Linked DNA regions of Homo sapiens: region 2 is linked to region 1. Evidence: chromatin contacts called from ENCODE Hi-C or POLR2A ChIA-PET data. All regions are on one chromosome and are shown on one strand. The core of a region is the stretch at or near the end of the contact, and the rest is flanking DNA. Distances in the headings are between cores, read along the strand shown. Region 1 overlaps LOC107984195 (a long non-coding RNA gene). Region 2 holds the start of LINC02660 (long intergenic non-protein coding RNA 2660).

Evidence for each region. A loop is a pair of places that touch in the nucleus more often than their neighbours do. ChIA-PET counts read pairs that join two places held with the same protein, here RNA polymerase II (POLR2A). Pooled maps may share reads with other maps.
Region 2: a loop to region 1 is called in a map of transverse colon, with 2.9 times the contacts of the local background. The contact joins the promoter of LINC02660 here to the enhancer-like site in region 1. A Hi-C loop is called at or near these places in 2 of 168 maps with a recorded cell type or tissue (endothelial cell of umbilical vein and transverse colon), 1 of 37 single-sample maps with no recorded cell type and 5 of 50 pooled maps. POLR2A ChIA-PET finds 5 or more read pairs at or near these places in 4 of 52 experiments (IMR-90, Panc1, activated CD8-positive, alpha-beta memory T cell and 1 more).

The regions. Positions count from the first base shown.
Region 1 is chr10:4,058,350-4,061,224 of GRCh38, forward strand. The region is part of intron 4 of LOC107984195 (a long non-coding RNA gene); the gene reads left to right. Among named protein-coding and RNA genes, the nearest start is that of MIR6078, 69 kb to the left of the region's middle. Within about 2 kb of position 1,607, at least 6 of the 41 ENCODE cell types and tissues checked have a DNase peak (open chromatin) inside an H3K27ac peak, as active enhancers do; they include Panc1 and transverse colon, where a contact is called at or near this core.
Region 2 is chr10:3,910,290-3,913,368 of GRCh38, forward strand. LINC02660 (long intergenic non-protein coding RNA 2660) reads left to right here and starts at 1,734. Exons shown (of 3, transcript NR_183984.1): 1 at 1,734-1,757.

The sequences.
Region 1 (2,875 bases), core at 357-2,856:
TATTATTTTCTGCCTGAGTAATATTTTGAAACGCCAGTGACCATTTTGCTATTGACTCATTACGCTGCCGTTTTTTCGATCTATGTGAACATGTGTAGAAAGCTATGAAAACAGAAAGCACAGCATCACCAAAGGCAAGATAGAACCCACTGTTGGTATTGGATAGCGTTGCCTATATGATCAAAAATGTGTCATCGATTAAGTGTGAAACGTTTATTCTGGTCAATGGCTTCCCAATTTAGTGTAAACATATAATTCTATGCTGATTCCTCTGGTTAGAGCCATAGTATATCACCGTGGTCTTCCAGACGCCTTTGCGTTTACTTTGAGTATAGACATGATTGGGCTCAAGCTAAACTCAGTCGTCTTTGATTTGGTTGCATGCGGAGCCAGTGCCATCCATGCCACTCAGCTTCAGATTGTTTCTAAGTATCCCTGAAAAACATCAGGCACACACAGAACCACTACCTTACCCTTGGGGTTTGTCAACTCACAGACCTACTGCTTTACACAAAGAAGGTGGTTAAACATGCATTTCTTTTAAAGGCATATTTGGTCCCTCTAAAACAGCGCAATAAAATTGCACAATCTAAAGGAAGGAACAGTTTGTTTTGCCCTTTTTATTGCCAGTTAAATGCCAGTAGACTCTTAAAGTAACAGCAACCCGTGTAAAGGGGAAAAAAAAAAGCAAATAAAATTTTTATGAGTTAAAAATAAACCTAATGCTCTTTCCTCTTCCATAGTTTTACAAAACTTTCTATACCTTTTGGCAGAAGGAACTACATATAATATATAATATTTTTGCTCTGCAAATACCAGCAAGGCATCATATAAAATTATAGCTGTAGGAATGGAGATGCTGTAAAACCAAACAGGGAAAAAGAACATTTTCATACAGAGTAACACAGTTGATGTTATTTTCACTCTAACAAAGCAAAATTTATTGTAAGAGTAAAAGAAGCTGGGTGTGGTGGCTAACGCCTATAATCCCAGCACCTTGGGAGGCCGAGGTGGGCAGATCACTCAAGGTCAGGAGTTCAAGACCAGCCTGGGCAACATGGTGAAGCCCTGTCTCTACTAAAAACACAAAAATTAGCCAGGTGTGGTGGCTCATGCCTGTAATCCCAGTTACTCAGGAGACTGAGGCAGGTGAATTTCTTGAACCCAGGAAGCAGAAGTTGCAGTGAGCCAAGATCGTGCCACTGTACTCCAGGCTGGGCCACAGAGCAAGACTCTGTGTTTAAAAAAAAAAAAAAAAAGAAAGAAAGTGGCGTTGGCTGTATGCTTTATTTTGCTTGTATAAAACCTCTTAAAAATAGCATTCATTATAGGTGGCTCTTATTTTTAAACAGAGCAGTTGCTTCTTCTGTTCTGTGTCTGATTTAACACCTGAACGCCTTGTGACCCTTTTCAAGCATTTTAGCTGTAATGGTGCATCGGAGCCATCTGGAAGCCCAAGGGATTCTGATCCAATTGGCCTGAGGTGCCTCCGGGGTCTTTTCTTCCAGGAGTTTTCAAAGCTCCCCAGGTGACTGACGGGTAGCCAAAGTTGAGAACCACAAGTTAGATGACATCTAACCACAGCTTAGATGAGCAGGGATGCACAAAGTCAGTGGTAATGTGGAACGTCCGCCAAGAGGAAGCTACACCTCAGTCGTTAATGTCTAGTCTCCTTCCTGTTGCCCTGAGTTTAACTAGCTGTGATGCTACTCTTGACCACCTGGCCCAGGGCACCACCCTCCTTCCACCAACCCTAAATTTCACCTGAAGGGACCAGAGTAACGACGGTTTGGGAGTGGCGAGACAGGAACAGGGGAAAGGGACTCTTTTGATTTCCATTTTTTTCCCATCTTAAATGCTGACATATGCTCCAGAAAGTTTGTGTTGGTCTCCAAACACCAGCCAGAAGGGTTGCTTTAGCGTCGATGGCCTTGAGTTTCTGTTTGTTTCATTTTGTGTGTCCAGCATATCTTCTTTCGTGCATCAACAATTGTGTATAGCTTGCCTTAGGCTGAGCAGCAGGAGTGACAGACTTTTTTGGGGGGTGGGGGGCGTGCATCGGGGAAGAAGGGGAACCAAGAAGATGGGAAGGAGCCTGCAGAGGGTGTTTGGCTGGCATCACTTAGGCTAACCTTACCCAGGGCCAAAGATGTGGCACAGGCTGGCACAGAGTTGGAAGCTGATGCATGTTCATTATTTACCCTCAGCTAATGTCCAGTGCAGCTGCTGACATCTAGCACAGCTCGGCAAATCAAGCTGGCCAGAGATGGAAAATATTCTTACCCAAAACTTGATGGAATGCTAAGGGTGTCCCGGCATATTATCTGGAAAAATGTCATGGAAGGACTAGAAATTAAGCTGGATAAGGAAGACCTGATCCCTCCAGCTTAGAAACCTTACCTATTCAAAATAAGAGCTGCTGTTTCCTGTTGGATTCATAGACTATAATAATAATTTGTAATAATTTAGTTATAGTAATAGTTTCTTGTTACTATAATAATTATTTGTGAGAATTTGCTGGTAAACAGTAATTTTGTATTAGATAGTAATAATTAATTTATATTATGGTAAATCTAGAAATTACTAAATTTTATAAATAATTAATAAAAACTGAACCCCAAATTAGAACAGTGATGACAAAAGTAATAACGATAATCACAACAGTGTATATATAATATATATATATTTCCACATATAACTATATGGAGTTATCTTTATTATTCAGTTGCTCATGTATTTATCTGACTGTTTATTAATTACCTGGCTTCTAGGTGTTAAGCACTTTGTTATATGTTAAGTATACAACAATAAAGAAACAGATAGGGTCTCCATCCTCAGTAATTTGGTAGACTAGTGAGAGACAGGCATTAAACAA
Region 2 (3,079 bases), core at 484-2,983, 150 kb before region 1:
AATACAAAAAATTAGCCAGGCATAGTGGCGGGTCGGTAGTCCCAGCTACTCAAGAGGCTGAGGCAGGAGAAAGGCGTGAACCTGGGAGGCGGAGCTTGCAGTGAGCCGAGATCATGCCACTGCACTCCAGCCTGGGGGACAGAGCAAGACTCCATCTCAAAAAAAAAAAAAAAAAGTGACGTGGTGTGGCCTAGGCTGCGGAAAACATGGTCTGCCTCTTCCAAACTCTTCACTTTTTATCAGGAGAAAGGCTCATTAGCACGAGCTTCCTTTAATGGCTAGCACAAAATAGGTGTTTAATAAATGACCTTGTTGATGAAGAGGATTAATGAACCAAATCCGCATTGTTTTGCTTAATTAGGTATATTTATTTAGGCATGTATTATTAGCAAAACATTTTGGAGATCTGAGGAAATGATCTGGACAATTTTAAGACAGAAATCCTGATATTTAGCTAGCAGTTATTTTAGGTGTAAATAATCAATGATGTTAAGTAGATTCAATTAAATAATTGTTCAAATGTATTTTGCTTCCTTAGACAAAGGGTAGACATAAACTATACCACGTGGCATAGTCTTTTTTGTTCAAAAAGGTAGTCAGTCTGTCTTTGAAAGATCAACTTGACCTAAAATTGTAATTCAGTGTATCTTCATATAAAATTATTAAATTTTTATCTGCAGAATTATTTTCAACAGCATTGATTGCAATAGTTTTGCGATTATGCTTTCCTTTAGATCATAAGCCAATGACTTCTTCCGTCTTACTTTATGCATAATAGAATTGTTATAAGAGAATTAAACCTGAGAGTACTTCCATTATTGGAAGAATTTCTCCTGTCAGCTTTTTGTCAACTGCTTATAAAACTGTAGAAGAAAAATTATTCTTCAATATACGGTTTTCATTATGCATTAGATGCCTTTAATATTCCTAAGTGCCATAATTTCACATATGCCGTGTGTCACCTGGTGTATGTAAACATGAAATTACTTGGAGATTATTGCATAGTTATATCAAAATGCTGAGCAGAAAAAAAAATGACATCCAATATTCACCCAGGGTTTAGACAATACATTTTTGTTTGATGTGAAAGCATTCATAATTTCATCACAGAAGAGCATTTTTCAATGGTGCTCCCAGATTGCCTGTAAAAGATAATTCCTCCCTTGTGGACAGGCTTCTATCTCATGCCCTCCGCGTGCCGCTGGTTTATCTGTGCAGAGAGGGACACCCAAAGGGGGACAGTGAGCCCACTGTGTCTTTTAGAACCCAAAGCGAGTTACTGCAAACCTCAGGCAATTGAAGTGAATATTGGCTAGCTCAAAAGGCTGTGAAGATGACCACCGTATCTATCTGAGTAATTTTTTTCTTCTGTCTCAGTCTTGAAATCAGGCATGGTTATTTTTATTTTCGGTGTATGCAGGCTTAACCTATGTGCTTATATTCACAATGAACTCTTGAATCGGATCCTCTGTGTTTTGCTGGGGAGTATTCATTCCCCACTTGACCTGCTTTGTTGCTCAAAACTTTGTAGCTCATCTTTGCCTTCCCGTCTGTTTATTCTTGGTGTGGGGTTGTCAAGGAGAAATGTTGGAAGGGAGAGAAGGGAGCAGGCATCATAGATGGTATTACAGGCGGCTGGTCTCTCCTCTCTCAGCCAACTATGAGAACTATTTGGGATTGAAGGAGATAAGCTACAGCAAGTCGTTACTTGTCCTGAATGCACGACCTTCTTTCTTTGAGCAAGAGGACAAACCTGGGTAGGGATCTCTATGATGTTTTCTGCGTTGCCCGTGGACGTTCATCTTTCTGATTTGTTAGCTGAAGATGAGGATCTGGAGCAGGAGCTCGGAGTGCCATTGTTCCATGGGCAGATGTGCAGCAGAGATTGTGAGTGGGGTCTGTTGGGGCGGTCAGGGGGCCCTCCTGAGCTGGCCTCTCTCGCCTGCGACTTCACAATGCTTGTTCTGAGTTCAGCGTTTTCACTGGAGAGAGCTACAGCTGGGAAGTGCTGTTTTTTTCTAGGTGCTCTCAGCTGCTATTACCTCTTCTATCTCTTCCTCTGGAAAAATATTAGGGGCCTTTTTGTCTTAACAGAAGAAGAAGTAGATTCATTCATTCTTTTTTTTCTTTTTCTTTTTCTTTTTTTTCAGACAGTCTCGCTCTGTTGCCCAGGCTGAAGTGCAGTGGCACGATCTTGGCTCACTGCAACCTCCACCTCCCTCCCGGGTTCAAGCGATTCTCCTGCTTCAGAATCCTGAGTAGCTGGGATTACAGGCTGTGCCATCATGTCTGGCTAATTTTTGTATTCTTAGTAGAGACGGGCTTCACCATGTTGGCCAGGCTGGTCTCCAACTCCTGACCTCAGGTGGCCCACCAGCCTCGGTCTCCCAAAGTGCTGGGATTACAGGCGTGAGCCACCGCACCCGGCCAATATTCATTCATTCTTTCTCACCTCTTCCTCCGCTCTTTAAGGTTGAGCTTGCCTGGCCCAAGGCACAGAGTTCTGGGAAGGATGGAAGAGAGGGGAAGGGAGAGCACCAACATCACGGACCGCCTTTCACATCAGCGGCAGCAGCAGTAAAACCCCCAGAAAACCTGGGGTAGGCGTGGGGGTCTGTTTAGATCAGCCCTGGAGGCAGCCTCCCATGTCCCTCCTGGACATTTGTTCACCTTCACAGAACCCACTTCTTTCCCATCGTCTGTTCGGATATCTGTTTCCTGCACCGGGCAGGTAGCACAGCACACTCAGGGGTTTCTCTGACTCACCTTGGCAGCCCCAGCCCTCAGCACACTGCCTACCACTTAGTATTTAGAGAACCTATGCCCTTTGAAAAAAGTAGGTAAATAGTAAAATATTATTTTTACCATTGGAACAAACACAATTATATGCTTGATGAAATTCAAACAGTACAAATGCAAGAAAAAAAAGGCTTGTTAGGTACAAATATTGGAAGAAAAGAGCTTGGGGCCAGAAGTGACCCCAGACAGATGGGCTGGGAAAGAAGGGCTTTACAGGGACCTCAGTGGCACACAGGGCCTAGACCCAGAGATGGGGCCTTCTTGACAGGACACCTCTGTC